4 separate regions of the Homo sapiens genome follow, and regions 2, 3 and 4 are each linked to region 1. Evidence: chromatin loops called from intact Hi-C (ENCODE). Cell type or tissue: A673. All regions are shown on one strand.

Evidence for each region. A loop is a pair of places that touch in the nucleus more often than their neighbours do. Peaks named below come from ENCODE experiments on the same cell type or tissue, not always from the same donor. Only the 100,000 strongest peaks of a DNase experiment are listed, where the experiment ranks them.
Region 2: a loop joins it to region 1, with 3 times the contacts of the local background. A loop is called at or near these places in 6 of 110 quality-filtered maps.
Region 3: it touches region 1 in a loop (4-fold over the local background); 2 of 110 quality-filtered maps call a loop at or near these places.
Region 4: it touches region 1 in a loop (2.3-fold over the local background); 10 of 110 quality-filtered maps call a loop at or near these places.

What each region holds. Positions count from the first base shown.
Region 1 is chr20:10,349,026-10,353,025 of GRCh38, forward strand. It overlaps the pseudogene RPL23AP6. Among named protein-coding and RNA genes, the nearest start is that of MKKS, 83 kb to the right of the region's middle. RefSeq lists an enhancer at 1,841-2,070. In A673, no CTCF peak of the experiment used is centred here; DNase peaks (open chromatin) are centred at 2,036, 2,386 and 3,556; H3K4me3 peaks cover 156 bases; H3K27ac peaks cover 2,890 bases.
Region 2 is chr20:10,088,870-10,092,869 of GRCh38, forward strand. All of the region lies in intron 3 of SNAP25-AS1 (SNAP25 antisense RNA 1), which reads right to left. Among named protein-coding and RNA genes, the nearest start is that of ANKEF1, 56 kb to the left of the region's middle. In A673, a CTCF peak has its summit at 1,901 (motif pointing left); a DNase peak (open chromatin) is centred at 1,882.
Region 3 is chr20:10,535,117-10,539,116 of GRCh38, forward strand. The region is part of intron 2 of SLX4IP (SLX4 interacting protein); the gene reads left to right. Among named protein-coding and RNA genes, the nearest start is that of SLX4IP, 100 kb to the left of the region's middle. In A673, a CTCF peak has its summit at 1,548 (motif pointing left); no DNase peak of the experiment used is centred here; H3K4me3 peaks cover 98 bases; H3K27ac peaks cover 2,568 bases.
Region 4 is chr20:10,416,345-10,420,344 of GRCh38, forward strand. The region is part of intron 2 of MKKS (MKKS centrosomal shuttling protein); the gene reads right to left. All of the region lies in intron 2 of LOC128706665, which reads right to left. The region is part of intron 2 of LOC128706666; the gene reads right to left. Among named protein-coding and RNA genes, the nearest start is that of MKKS, 16 kb to the right of the region's middle. RefSeq lists an enhancer at 2,954-4,000. In A673, no CTCF peak of the experiment used is centred here; a DNase peak (open chromatin) is centred at 1,527; H3K4me3 peaks cover 418 bases; H3K27ac peaks cover 1,047 bases.

The DNA of each region.
Region 1 (4,000 bases):
GTCTGAAATCAAGCTGTTAGCAAGGCCACACTCCCTCCAAGGCTGTAGGGGGGTATTTTTCCTTGTCTCTTCTAGTTTCTTTTTTCTGGTGAAAAGATACATATATTTAGAATTAGCCAGCCAGACTCAGTTTAGATGATCCCAATTTTGTTGGCAACATCCAAAGCATCATAATCAGGACCCAGAAGAATATGTGCCTTCTTCTCTCTATCAGTCCTAACCAGGGTGTTGACCTTGGCCACATCAATGTCACAGAGCTTTTTCACAGCCTGTTTGATCTGGTGCTTGTTGGCTTTAACATCCACAATGAACACAGGTGTGCTGTTGTCTTCTGTCTTCTTCATGGGAGACTCAGTGGTCAGCAGAAACTTGATGATGACATAGTGGCCAAGCTTGTTTCTCCTGGGGGTGCTCTTTCGAGGATATTTGGGCTGCCTCTGAAGTCACAGTGTCTTGGTGGGCGGGGGTCGTGCAGATTTTCTTTATGTGTGTGTGTATGTGGCTGTGGACACCTTTCAGCACTGCCTTCTTGGCCTTCAAAGCCTTTGCTTTGGCCTTGGCTTTAGGAGGGACGGAAGCTTCCTTCTTCATCTTTGGCACCATCTTGTGAAAAGCTCTCTTCTAGTTTCTGATGTCTCCAGGCATCCCTTGGCTTGTAGCTGCACAACTCCAATCTCTGCCTCCATCTTCACATGGTCCTCCCCTATGTCTGCTTCTGCTCTTCTTTTTATAAGCACATTTGTCATTGGATTTGGGGCCCACCTAGTTAATCCAGGATGGTTTAATCTTGAGATTCTTCACTTAATTTACACCAACAAAGACTCTTTTTCCAAATAAGATCACATTCACACTCACACGTATCTGAAGTTGGAACTTGGACATGTTTTTCATGGCCACGATGCAACCCATTACAATGTCTAACTACCAATATTAAGATTCTATTCATTCAACACACATTTTTAAAATATCTATTATGTTCCAGGCACCAAATGGTGAGGATGCAAATATCAGCATGATGTGGCCACTGTCCTTCCTTAGCCAGATGACAACTTATCAAAGGTTTTTATCCTAATCCTTCTGTAATAAAATATATTTTAAATTCACATAAAAGGATATCTTATCTACTCTGAATCCCTTCGTATTAATTTTTCCATAAATTCTAAAGAACACTCTTCATTGTTACTTTTTCAATTGTCCTATTATTCATTTTTCAGATGTTATTAGCTCGAGGTCATTTCTTTCAAAAAATTTCATGATGTGAAACCATTTTAATTAGTTTCAACATATTTTCTTTCACCACAAGTCAAAGTACAGGAGCAGTAAACTTAGCAAGAACCCATTCATCCCTGTACCATTTTGTCATTAAGGTAACATCAATATCCCTCCGGCTGAGGTTAGCCATATCTTATCATGGCCTGGTTTCTTTGGAAAGCAGAGCCTGAGAACATATAGGTAGTTTATTTGGGAAATAATTCCAGGAAGCAGGAGTGTCAGATGGGGGCGGTTTGGAGGGGAACAGGGGATCAGGGAATCAAGAGGGAGAAACTAAACAGGAATACATTGCCAATTGAGCCCTCACAATGCAGTAACTGGTTTTTGCCCCCGTAAGACTTTCTGATTTTTTTTTTTTTTTGAGATGGAGTCTCACTCTGTTTCCCAGGCTGGAGTACAGTCACTGCAACCTCCGCCTCCCCAGTTCAAGCAATTCTCTTGCCTCAGCCTCCCGAGTAGCTGGGACGACTGGTGTGTGCCAGCTAATTTTTGCGTTTTTAGTAGAGATGGGGTTTCACCATGTTGATCAGGCTGGTCTCGAACTCCTGACCTCGTGATCCAACAGCCTCAGCCTCCCAAAGTGCTGGGATTACAGGCGTGAGCCACTTCGCCTGGCCTACTCCCTTACTTTCTTAGTAAACTTGCTTTCACTTTACTCTGTCATCTCACTTTTGATTTCCTTCCTGCATGAAGGCAAGAACCCATGTGACCTCCCAGGCTGCACCCCCTTGAGGTTCACCCTGTGAAAGAATGACTCACAGGACTCAGGAAAACACTGTACTTACAATTACTCTTTTCCCATAAAGGATACAAATGAATAGTCAGATGAAAAAACATATGATGGCAAGATCTGGAAGGGTCTTGAGCACAGGAGCTTCTGTCCCCATGGAGCCAGGGTCTGCCACCCTCCTGGTACATCAATGTGTGCACCAACTGGGAAGCAGTTCACACCTCATCATTCAGAGCTTTTATTGAAGTTTTATTATGTAGGCATGATTGAATCAGTCATTAGCCACATTAGCCTCAGTTTCTGGCCTCCCCTCCTCAGCAGGCAGGGACTGGGGCTGAAGGTTCCAACCCTCTCACCACATGGTTGATTTTCCTAGCTGCCACCCCCCATCCTGAAGCTCTCTAGGGGCTCTGCCAAAAGTTACCTTATTAGCATATACTTGGATATAGCAAAAGTGGCTCATTATGAATAACAAAAGACACTCCTGTCATTAAGGAAATTCCAAGAGTTTCTGAAACTCTGTGGCAGGAAACAGGGGCAAAGACCAAATACTTTTTTTTTTTTTTTGAGACGGAGTTTCAAAACTTGTCACCCAGGCTGGAGTGCAATGGCGTGATATTGGCTCACTGCAACCTCCGCCTCCCGGGTTCAAGTGATTCTCCTACCTCAGCCTCCCAAGTAGCCTAAATACATGTTTTGATTATTCACAGTACAACACATAGGGAGTGCTCACTGAACACTGACGATTGTTATTCTCGAGGTGTGGAAGCTGTGTCATAGACCACAATCATCACAACCACCCCTGGAACAAACACCTCTGCTGTGTTAACTTTTGAATTAAAAAAGTAAATCTTAATTTAAAAAAAAGAATTTTCAGGCCAGGCACAGTGGCTCATGCCTGTAATCCCAGTACTTTGGGAGGCCTAGGCGGGCAGATCACCTGAGGTCAGGAGTTTGAGACCAGCCTGGTCAACATGGTGAAATCCCGTCTCTACTAAAAATACAAAAAATTAGCTGGGTGTGGTGGTGCGTGCCTGTAATCCCTGCTACTTTGGGGGCTAAGATAGGAGAATCACTTGAACCGGGAGATAGAGGTTGCAGTGAGCCGAGATCGCGCCACTGTACTCTAGCCTGGGTGACAGAGTGAGACTCCGTCTCAAGAAAAACAAAATTCAGAGCAGAAGATTTGGAAATGTTACAGATCACAAGCTCTTTGGTTTCCCATGTAATAAAAATTAATACGGGGCCAGGTAGTTTTCCCAGTCAAGGTTTTTATTTTGGAGCTTGTGCTCAAGCTCAAGGAAGACAGTGGAGGTACAAGGACTCCCTGAAAAAGCTGGTTGGGGCTTTTTTATTAGGCAAAGCACGGGAATTAACATCAGGTGTAGGGTATGCAGGCTGGGTTGGGCAAAGCATGTGAGGGGTAGATTATTCAGTTAGCATATCTGGTTGCAATGTTTATCTTGAGTAATGGACCACCTGGTGGTCTGGCTGGCAGCAACAAAGCTGTAAATCAATTGTTCAGCATTCCTTCCCAAGGTGGGACAGTCCACAATATTTAGATTTCCTAAGCCAGTTTCTGGAATTCTTTACGTAAAAGGCATGGTTACATGTTATGAAAGCGCGGAAGAACGGCTGTTTTCTTTGTGTGACTAAAGCCTTGGGATTCGTGGGCATATCACCAGCGAGTGGTGTGGGTTTTGTGATCAGTGGAACTAGAGAAAAAGAAAAAAAAATATGTGAAGGAGGAGCTGCATCCCATTCCTATTCTATCTCAGAAATAAGTTAAAGCAGTACCAGCTCAAGTTAACTTCCTTTGACAAAATGTGGGAAGCAACTATATTCTACCAATGCTTAAAACAAAAAATAAAAACAATTATTTTTTCAGGGTGTCTAAATTAAGGCATTGAACTGAGGAAGGTTGGATTACCTACAAGTACAATAAACAGTTCTTGTACTTGAGGAGTTAAAATTCTAGGCAGGGAGAAATGACATTAA
Region 2 (4,000 bases), 260 kb before region 1:
CCATCTCATGCTGTGACTTAGAATGCCTAACCATCTGGGAATGAGGACAAGAGGACAGCTTCAACTTTTCATGACTTCATCTCCAACCCAACCAATCAGCACTTTCCACTTCCTGCACCCCCTACCCATCAATTTATCCTTAAAATCCCCAGTCTCCAAATTTTTGGTAAGATTGACTTGAGTAGTAATAAAACTCTGGCCTCGCATTCTGCCGGCTCTGCGAGAATTAAACTCTTTATGGCAATTTCTCTGTCTTGATAAATCGATTCTATCTGGACAGCTGGCAAAATGAACCTGTTGAGCAGTTACAAGAGTAAAGGATGAGTACTGAGTGGAAAGGATGGCCTGTCCTTGGGAGTCGGGTAAGGACACTTGAACTCATGATAGAAGCTAGGGAGCAAAGAGTGATCAGACAAAAGTTGTATCTATAGGAGGATGGGTGTGGATTACTGAGGCCAGTCCCTATGACCTCTCTCTTTCCAGGGCCAGGAACTATTACTGTTTTTTGTGACTTTGGTAAGTAAGTGAACCCAGGGCATGGTTTGCAACTGGCTGCGTTGGTCATTTTTATGAATCGATTTGTGCAAACCCATGGCAAGCTTTCCTAATATAAACAGGTGGAAAGAGAGAAGTCAGAGGGGCTGGCCTCAGTAATCCAGACAGCAAATCTTACAGGGAAGACCCTCCTTATATCCTGGGGAAATTGGTATATGAGAAGTTAACTGGGTTTTTACCCTCTGAAAAGGAAATTTCTATAAGAAAGGGAAGCATCACTGCATTGCTTGATAACATCTGTTTTATCTTGCTTGTTTTATCTGACTTTCTCCCATGGCCAAGGAAACATGATGAAAGAACCAATTTCTTTCCTCTTTTAGAAGCTCTGATCATGGAGGAGACCATATCTGCAAGTCATCTAGGACTCAGCTCTTTTAGAGCTATCCATGGACTGGGAGACCCTTCTCCCACTTCAAGGAGCCCCTCTTTTGTACCCCCCAAACTTCCTGGCTTACAAAATTTGCTGCCAGATGTGGTGGTGTGGGAGTGAGGGTGGGTGGCATAGGTCATGTTGGTAAAAGGCCTCCCATAGGCGGGAAAACTGCAGAGCCAGGGGGCCTAGGGGAAGGCATCTCTTGCCTAGCAGATGCTGACAGAGGAAATGGCACATTCTGCCCATGCATCTGTCCTCATGATTCACATGCCAGCAATTCCTCAGGCTAGAACATACCTTGTAGGTCATTTTCTAGCACATGCCGTAACTAGATAGCCCCTAGGTCTCTCTAGGAAAGGTGACTTTCTAAACTTTTTTTGTATTCTGTCTGTAAAGTACTGCATACTTTAAGGACTTTTTAAACAATAATAGAGAAATCAGCTTCATCCCTGCTTCAAGACACATCACAAAGCTCCAATCACAAAAACTCTAGAGTTTCTGTAGAGGGATTAAAGTGTGGCAGTCTAGTGACCTAAAGGGATTTGACTTGAAGCTGTATTTGCTTAGCACACACGCTGTTTTTATCTTGATTTTAAGTTTATTGGTGCAGCACATGGAAATAATGGGCATCAAAGCCCACACCTCCCAAGCTGGTCCTTGATGCCATCACTGAGCCCTAAGTGAGAGGCCTGCTTATAATAGTCCTGCATTCTCAGCTTCCCTTAACCCCAAGAATAGAACGGTGTCTTGCATGCAGAAATAGGTTATTGGTGAATAAATTGCTTAATGAATTATCTAGTTTCCCTAACAGAGCTGGTTACTTCTTTCTCATGTGAAGGTGAGCACCTGGTGAGGTTTTCAGGAATCAGGTTCACCTTGAACACCATACTCAGGCCTTGGCGGCTCTCTGGGCCTGCCTGGCTCCTACAAACACCATGCAGTGTTTCTGGATCTCCTAGGCCCTCTAGTGGCTATTCTTAGGCTGAAATCCCTCAGAACTCAGCCTCTCAGCTCCTGCTAAAATTTCAACCAGTCCCTGAATTTAGAAATATGTATATATACTTATTTTGCTTCTCGTAAACTGCAAAGAAATAAATTTAATTATGTCTAGTTTCTGATCAAGATTTATCTGGTCTCATAGCCTTCCCCTGGTTTGTGTTTTAATGAGCTTTTTATTTTTCAGTTGAAAGATTATACCAGATGTCAAGACTTAACAGGAATCAAGACAGCATGGATTGATATAAGGGTAGACATAATTATCAATGGACAGAGTACAGACTCCAGACACAGACCTACACCTATATAAGCAACTGATTTTCAAAAGTATCCTGCTTGCCTGCTTGTACCCCCAAATGGGCTCTCCCTCACCCCAAATGCATCTTTAGGTTTGTTTCAGAGAATTTCTGATGGTCTTTCTCGCACAGAAACACACAAGGGGTCTAAATGGGTTCTTTATGCAGAAGAGCGAAGATTTCCAGGTCCAGTGGGCCAAAGTGCCTTCCCCTGCAAAGCCTTTGAGTGATTCCAGGCACCAGGGGCATCAAAGCCTTGGTGGGACCAGAAACTATTGCTGTTTTTTATGACTTTGGTAAGCACGTGAACTCAGGGCATGGTTTGAAACTGGCTGTGTTGGTCATTTTTATGAACTGATTTGTACAAACCCATGGGAAGCTTTCCTAAATAGAAACAGTCTGCATTATGGTGGTATCACCTTCATCTGACCCCTGGGAGCTCTAAAGAAAAGCCCATGATACTCACCTGGCCTTCAGCCTGACCAGGGGATTAGGCCACTGGCCAGGATGAGACTGAAGGAGGAAAGGAACCTATACAACTACTCTTCCCTTGGTTGAAAGGAAAGTCCAGAGAGAATAGCTATTTGCAAATATCTGGGCTTCTACTGGGTGCTTACTGTTGAGTATCTTATATTGGGACACAGGTATGTTCATCTCCATTTTACAGATGAGGAAATCGAGGCTCAGAGTTAAATATATTTCCCAAGGTCAACTAAGTAAGTGGCAGGATTAGGATCCAAACCCAATTCTAACACTCTCTAAAACCCACTCTTTAGCTAGCCCCTGCCTCTTAGCTTTGGGGTTCAGGTTCTTGACTCAGTCTATGCAAATGTTGCCTTCTGGAATTTGGCAGTGCACAACCTGCACATCTGTACAGTGTAGCTGAAACCAACTTCTGGGTTGAAACCCTTCCATATTCAAGATTCTAAGCCTGGGCTAAAATCTAGAGCCTTGTTACTCAAAGTGGTCCCTGAACCTGCAACATCAGCCGTGTTTGGGAGCTTTTTAGAAATGTAAATTTCTGCTCTCCTGCTGCCACTCCCCCCAACCCCTTTCTATTGGATTACACTCTCCAAGAATGGAGGCTGCACCCAGGATTTCTCAGCTGTTATGTGCATTCAAATCACTGGGAATCTTGTTAAATGGAGATTCTGGCACAGGAGTTCTAAAGAGGTAGTGCTAAGCTTTTGCTTCTTCGGGCAGCTCCCAGATGATGCCGATGATGTGAGCCACACTTGGAATAACACAGCTTTAGATCAGTAAGTCTCAAACTTGAACCTGTATTCAAATCACCTGAAGAGCTCGTTAATACACAAATTGCTGGGCCCTACTCTCACACTCTCTTACAATAGCTGTGCACCTTCACCTTTACTTTCACCCCAAGAATAAAACAGTTTCTTGCACACAGAAATAGGTTATCCATGAATAAGTTGGTTAATTAATTATCTACCTTTGCTAATAGAGCTGGTTACCTCTTTCTCATGTGAACATGAGTACCTGCTGAGAGAGTGCTTCAGAGGGTCTGGAGTGGAGCCTGAAAATTTGCATTTCTAACAAGTTCTGGGCCCAGCATGGTGGCTCATGCCTGTAATCCCAGTGCTTTGGTAAGCCGAGGCAGGAGTATCACTCGAGGCCAGGAGTTTGAGACCAGCCTGGGCAATATAGTGAGACCCCATCTCTACAAAAACTTTTTAAAAATTAGCCAGGCATTGTGGTGTGAGCCTGTTGTCCCATCTACATGGGAGGAAGATCCCTTCAGCTGAGAAGTTCGAGGCTGCAG
Region 3 (4,000 bases), 190 kb after region 1:
CAGGAGAGAGACCAGGGAAGACGGTTGCAGAAGGCCAGGCTGGAGCAGGTGATGGCTTGGCCTGGAGGCATGGAAGGGGTTAGAAGTGATGAATTGCAAATGGCTGCTGAGGAAGGGAAGTGTTGAGGTCTCAGAATTGGATAAGTCCTAGTGCCACTGGCTGAGTCAAAACAGGAGGAGGGAGCAGGTTTGGAAAGAACGTGCAGGTTTTGTTTGTTTTTTTGAGGCAGAGTCTTGCTCTGTTGCCCAAGCTGGAGTGTAGTGGTGTGATTTTGGCTCACTGAAACCTCCGCCTCCTGGGTTCAAGCAGTTCTCCTGCCTCAGCCTTCCAAGTAGCTGGGATTACAGGTGCGTGCCACCATGCCCAGCTAATTTTTGTATTTTTAGTAGAGATGGGGTTTCGCCGTGTTGGCCAGGCTGATCTCGAACTCCTGAGCTCAGGTGATCCACCTCCTCGGCCTCCCAAAGTACTGGGATTACAGGCATGAGCTACTGCGCCCGGCCCAAGAACATGTAGTTTTGTCTAGGGTAAGAGTCAAGGTATGAACTTAAGAGGTTTCATCCTTAGTCTCATGAATTCCCAAACCAGGAGAGAATAATGGAACTACCTGTGTTGCATGCACATTCATGCTCCATCCTCACCCCTTCACCCAGGTGTTCACTACTCACATATGCCTGAATTTTATTAACTAAAAACAAGTTCTTTCCTTCACTAGAGATGAATGTGTTTAAAAAGCAAATATTGAGTAAATTTGCATAGCAGATCAAATGCTTTCAAAGGGGTAAGGATTTTGGAGAATGCTTTGTTTTGAGAAAGCCTGAAGACCCTGAGCTAGAGACACACTGTTTAGAAAGATGAGCCTGGAAACACTAGTGAGGGAGAAAAGCAGAAATGAGCGCCGGAGACTCCACCAAGGGAGTCCGAAAAGTCAGGGCACTGTGGGTGAACTTGAACCTGAATGTAGAATGGCTCTTACGGTATCTATAATTTGCAAACTTCTTATATACTATTTACATAATAGTTCTCCACTTAGAGATCTTTAACACACCTTCTTGTTTTTTGGAATGTGACAAGTTTTATAGCTAGTATGGACAGGAGAGAGGATAACTTTAAAATGTGGTGAATAGGGCTGGGCGCTGATGGCCTATGCCTGTAATGGCAGCATTTTGGGAGGCTGAGGCAGGAGGATCGCTTGAGCCCAGGAATTTGAGGACAGCCTGAACAACACAGCAAGACCTTGTCTCTTTAAAAAAAAAAAAAAGGATTAAATAAATATGGTGAGTTGGTTGCAGTGAGCAGTGCTTCTGTATCATCAATTAGAAATATTGCAACGGTTTGATCTCTCAGTCGCCTGTTAGTTCATCCAAGGAAAAGGAAAGGCAGAGAGCCTTGTTTCTTTGCATGTGTGACACTCAGAAGCCAGCAGTTCTGCAGGCAGTTTCCTAAGGTCTGGCTCCCTTGGCAAACGTTACCTTGGCTGCAGGTAACTTTATTCTTTGTGAATAATGCCAGCCTGGCCACCGTTGCCCTCTTCTGGTAAGGGGCTAATGCTACAAACGTACTGAGTTTTACAAGGAAGGAAAACTCAAGCTCGATTTTCACTTTGGTCAACTGTGCTATGCCAGCTGGCATAAATCCCTACAATGAAATGAATGTTTGGTTTAAAATGTTGTAATGTATACTCAGACCATGGAACCATGTGAGGGTCTAATCTTATTTACAGTTTTGGCTTTGAGGACTACCTTGGGTATCCATATCATTTCCCACAGTTGGGCCACTTTCTGTTTGGCAAAAAAGATTTCTTTCAGCCTTTTCTCTGCCTGTGAAACCCTGTCTGGCTGCTTCATTAGCTAACACATGTGTGAATTTGCATCATTGATAATGGCAGCAAATGCAAGGAATATGGTTTTAATCAAATTTTAGTATCTAATATCTCTGAAGCTTAGGGCATAGAACATTAGAGGCCTGGGATAAACAATTCATATTCAATAGCAGCATTTTAGCATTTCTTGGTGACATATTTACACAATTTATAATTTAGAGATGAGTTTATGTTACATGGTAAAACTTGAGAATATGCTGAAATAACGCACTGTGTTGGGAGGGGGCAATGAAAATATGGGGCTACTATGGCAGTTTATGCAGGAACTACTTTAAGGGCAGTCCTTGTTGCCCTACCCAGTGCTTAATTTTTTGTGACCAATCTTTGGTTGGCACCTCTCTTTCCCTCCCCAACTGGGAAGAAGGTAAATACTCCAGTCAACTAAGTGGGCTTTGTGTTTAATGGAACCCGTAATGAATACTTACAAAGGAAACACTGTTTCGTGAGGCATGTACTTCCTTACTATAACTCTTTTTAAAATTTAGATTCTTAAGTAATCCATTAGGTTGCAGTTTGGCCCGAAGAGTATCACAGATAAAAGCTAGCTACCATACTCGTTTGGATTATTAGGATCTAAAGACATGATGTTGATCTTTTTATGCTGGATCAGTTTGATATTTACAGTTCAGTTGATTCATGTAATTTTTCTAGGAATTGAATAGCAACAAGAAATACATCTAATATCATGATCTCCTTATGACATTAATAATACATGAGAAGAATCTTTAAGTTTTACCCTTATGCAAATGCCCCATGCAAATTACCCAAAATAAAAATGGTTAGGTAACAAGGTCTCTCAAGAGAAAGGACAACATGATCATTTAGATTTTGACAAAAGTAATGAGATAGCCTATTTTTTAGATGTTGTCTGTTCACAATTCCTGAATTTATTTTTTAATTCCTTTCTCCCTGCCTCCATCCCTTCTTTCATTGATTTAGGCCCTGTTAAAAGCTAACAGTGATATAAGAATGCTTTATAGAGCTGGGGTAGTTTGTCAGCTGGCCAGGTGATGAATCATGGAATAGAATTCTTTCTGTGACCAAATTAAACCCTAATCCCATGAAGAAAGCAGTCATTGACAACTTCTGGCAAGGTAAAGACTAAGAGGACCCTTTCTTTGTTGTTCCGGGCAGCTGGGAGGATGAGCAGCATCCACACTCTTTGGCTGAGCATTTTGTAGTACCTCTTTGACCCAGGGCCATTTGTACCTCTTTTTCTTCCTCCTCTTGGCCTTTGATCCCTACAAATTCTCCAGGGCTAAGTCAGCTGGCTCCATGCAGAAGGTTTTAGACAAGGTTTCTCTACTTTGGCACTAATGACATTATAGACCAGATGATGCCTTGCGGTGGGAGCTGGCCTGTGCAGTATAGGGTGTTCAGCAGTATTCCTGGAGTCTACCCATTAGATGCCAGCTGTGACAGTCCTAAATGTTTCCAGACATTGTACACAGGGAGGAAGGGAGCAAAATCACCTCTTGATTAAGAATCTAAAATTACAGTTCTAGATTCTTATTGATAAAGCCCTTCATCTTTTTTTTTTTTTTGAGACAGAGTCTCACTCTGTCGCCCAGGCTGGAGTGCAGTGGTGCCATCTTGGCTCACTGCAACCTCTGCCTCCTGGGTTCAAGCGATTCTCCTGCCTCAGGCTCCTGAGTAGCTGGGACTACATGTGCATGTCACCATGCCCTGCTAATTTTTTGTATTTTTAATAGAGATGTGGTTTCATCATGTTGGCCAGGCTGGTCTCGAACTCCTGACCTCAAGTGATCCACCTGCCATGGCCTCCCAAAGTGCTGGAATTACAGGTGTGAGCCACCGCACCAGACCTTCTTTGGCTGTATTATTTTGAGGTAAACTGTATTGTCACATTTCACCAATAGGTGCTGATTCATGGCACACAGTGGATTGCAGCCTGAAGGTTTCTTAATTTAAGGAATTAAGGGTGGGGAATAAGTTTCCTGTTGAGGACTAATGCCCAAGGCAGAGTTAATCAAGAGGCACATACCAAAAATAATTTAGTGTCTTTTTATCTCACCAAATAAAAATACTCAGTTCCCTTGTTTGTTAAATTAGGAACAGGCACCATAAAACTTTATTTCATAAGAATAACTAATTGT
Region 4 (4,000 bases), 67 kb after region 1:
GGTAAGCTGGGGTCCTTTTCTGCCCAAAAGTAAGGATGTTATTAAAGACTACGTGGGTCATATCACAAGGACAAAGGAAAAACAACAACAGGAGTCAACTTGGAGAGGATCCAAAATGGGACAACTTTAGCATTAAAAAAAAACATGACGACAGCAACAGATTAATATAACTGAAATAAATGCAAACCCACAGGTTCATACTAACACCAAAAACAAAAACCCTAAGTGGCTTGAGCACTCATTATTATAAAAACCAATAAAGGGAATTACAGGGATAAAACATTAATCTTGCTTTCCTTGTATAAATGCATTTTGGGGTAACTGAATAGTTGACGATGGAAAGTTGTTCCAGCTAATAAATGGAGAAGGAATGATAGAATTTGAGCAGCATCATTTGGCAACCCCTAATGAAATAGTGCATTAGACCCATATATGGTGGTTGGTAAATTAAGCCTATGGACCATATCCAGACTGCTGCCTGTTTTTGTAAATGAAGTTTTATTGGAAAGCAGCCATGCTCATTAATTTGTGTACTGTGTATGAGTGCTTTTACACTACAACAGAAAGCTGAAGGGTTGGTATAGACACTATATGATCTGCAAAGCCTAAAATATTTACTATCTGATCTTTTATAGAAAAAAAGTTTGCCAATTTCTAGGTTACAGCAATGATAATGAATAGTCGCTAATAATTATTAAGTAAAAGATCACCTGGCCAACATGGTGAAACCCTGTCTCTACTAAAAAAATACAAAAAACTAGTCAGGTGTGGTGGTGGGTGCCTGTAATCCCAGTTACTCGGGAGGTTGAAGCAGGAGAATCACTTCAACCCAGAAGGCAGAGGTTGCAGTGAGCCGACATCACCCAACTGCAGCCTGGGTGACAGAGTGAGACTCCATCTTAAAAAAAAAAAAAAAAAAAATCAAAGGGGAACTTTATAATGGAAAGAAACACTGCTAACTTGCCTGTTAATCTTAGCAACACTGGCTAGACGCAGTGGCTCTTGCCTGTAATCCCATCACTTTGGGAGGCCAAGGCAGGAGGATTGCTTGAGGCCAGAAATTTGAGACCAGCCTGGGCAACACAGCAAGACCCTGGTTCTAAAAATATTTTAGAACTTAGCCAGGTGTGGTGGCGGATGCCTATAGTCCCAGCTACTTGGGATGCTGAGGCTGGAGGATGGCCTGTGCCCAAGAGTTTGAGGCTGCAGTGAGCTATGATATGTTACTGCACTGTAGCCTGGGTGACAAATCAAGGCCTGTGCCCAAGAGTTTGAGGCTGCAGTGAGCTATGATATGCTACTGCTACTGCACTGTAGCCTTCTCTGTAAAAAAAAAAAATCAACATCATCATCAAAAGTGGATCAGACATTATATATGAAACAACATGATTACCTAGGATCTATTCCACAGTACCATCCATGAAGTATTCTTGTTCAAAAAGTAAATTAAAAAAACAAATGAAAGTAGCCTCTTGATATAATTACGAGATTACAGGAAATAGGGGAGAGAAAGAGGAAATTGTTAAATGACAAGATGAGGAAGCAATCAGCCAAACTGAGAATGTGGGAAATTTTTTAAAAGGCAGATTTAGGAGGGGAATTGAAAAGAGATATTATCTATCAAATGCAATACGTAGACCTTGTTTGGATCCTGATTCCAACAAACCACCTGAAAAGATTTTTTATAGACAAATTCAGAAATATAAACATGGCCTTGGGTATCAAATTGTAGGTAAAGAGTCACTGTTAAGTTTTTCTAGGTGATAATGCAAATGTGTTTGTGTATGTGTGTTTATTCTTACTGTTAAAGACACATACAAAAGGACTACATAGTGGAGCTTAAGATTTGATTTAAAATATTCTAGCAGTTCAAAAAACAGAGGAAAAGATGGATAAAAGAAGACTGGCAAAACGCTGTTAACTATTAAAGCTGGTTGTGGCGAAATGCCCTTAACTATTAAAGCTGGTTGTGGCAAAAGGCCATTAACTATTAAAGCCAGTTGATGGATACTTGAGGGCTCAATATACTATCCTCTCTTTATCTTGAGGCATGTATGTAATTTTCCATAATGAAAATAAGAATAGAAAATAAGAGACAAATAAATGCATTCTTTTGATGTACTTCAACTATTCGGAATTTGTGTTTAACTTACTCTAAATCCGGCTCTAACTTTTGCTTACTAAAAGCCTGTTTAAATATCTGCTTCTGCTTGCTTGACTGGAAATGTTAGCCTCTAAAACTTTTAACTATTGCTGCACTGGCATCTAAAATCTCTTACTACATTCACCTAACATTTTAGAGGAGATTCTTTTCTCAGCTCTATTTTTCCTCCAAGAGTATTTCTTTTTGCATGAGAAGAAACTACTTGATTTTCTTCCTCCAAAGTTTGGCCATACCTGGCCTCCAAACTGTTAAGACATCTTTTTGTTCTTTACTTCTTGTCATAAGTACAATATACATACATAATATAATGGTCTTACTAGTCTGAAAGACTATATATATAAAAATCCAGCACCTAATAAATTCTCTAACTCCCTGCTTATATATATTAAAACTCTTCCTATAAATACAAATTTTATATAGAATGTCCTAAAGTTACTCTTTTAAGTTGTTAAGCTTCTATGTTACTACCTGGCTTTTATATTTAATAATTGTCTAATATATTAAGCTATGCTCTTCCACTTCTGCTTATGAACATTTAAAAGTAAAATCTTGATTTAAAATATTGTTGAAACCAGTAATTATACCAAAAGTCAAAATCTCAGACCAAGGCTTATAAATAAGGAAAATCTTACTGAGGTTCTTCTTCCATAAAGAGCAGAACCTTACACTCATCTATCTTATAACAAAACTTAGAGCATATTATTCACCTCAAGGTTAAAAAGTAAATTATAATAGAAAATGCTTTACAATTACAGGGTCACAGTTCTTTATCTGAAACTCCTTGGGCCAGATGAGTTTCATAATTCAGAATTTCTTAGATTTTATAAATACAATATAGTGTATATAACATACATAATCAATATAATCATAATATAGTATAACGCTATATTATAGTAAATCAAACGTGACAAATGCCAATAAAATTTCTGCAGTGAAACTCAATTTTCATATTAAGTGGAATAAAAACAGTGACCTCCCCCATTTATCTATGAGGGATATGTTCCAAGACCACCCAGTGGATGCCTGAAACTACATATAGCACTAAACCCTATATATACTATGTTTTCTTCTTGTACATACATACCTATGATAAAGTTCAATTTATAAATTAGGCACAATACTCCTGTGCTTTGGGTACATTGTGAAGTAAAGTAACAGTTACCTGAACATAAGCGCGGAGATACCACCACAGTTGATCTAACCCAGAGTGCTGCTAAGTGACTAACGAGCAGGTAGACAGACAAGGGAATGACTCACATCCTGCGTGGATGAAGTAGAATATCCCAGGATTTCATCATGCTACTCAGAAAGGTGCATAATTTAAAATTTATGAATTGTTTATTTCTGGAATTTTCTATTTAATATTTTCAGACTAGGGTTGACTGCAGGTAACTGAAACTGCAGAAAGCCAAACTGCGGATAAAGGGAGACAACTGCACTGCAAATTGCCTCATGTCAGTTAAGATCAAGTTTTGCTGTCAAAGGAGTGAGGATAAAATGTTTTGGTTTTGAGAACTTTTTGAATTTTGGAATTATGGATAAGGGACTATAGACCTAAATTATATAACTTCATCCTCTTTATTTCAGTGACTCTCAAAAGTAACAAATTATGGTCAAGCTAAAATAGTTGATGTTAAGAAATGAATACAATTAGTTTTGTATTGTTAAAAAAAAAAGAACACTAATAGAAGAAAATAATCTTGTATAAATTTGGACTTTTGTGATATGTAATGGTAAGGAGTCAGGGGCTCCTTTGCACACATTCATGATCCTGGTGATGCTGCTAGCAAAACTGCTCTTTCCCTTTGCATTCAATTGACTGCCAGGCAAGTGTCA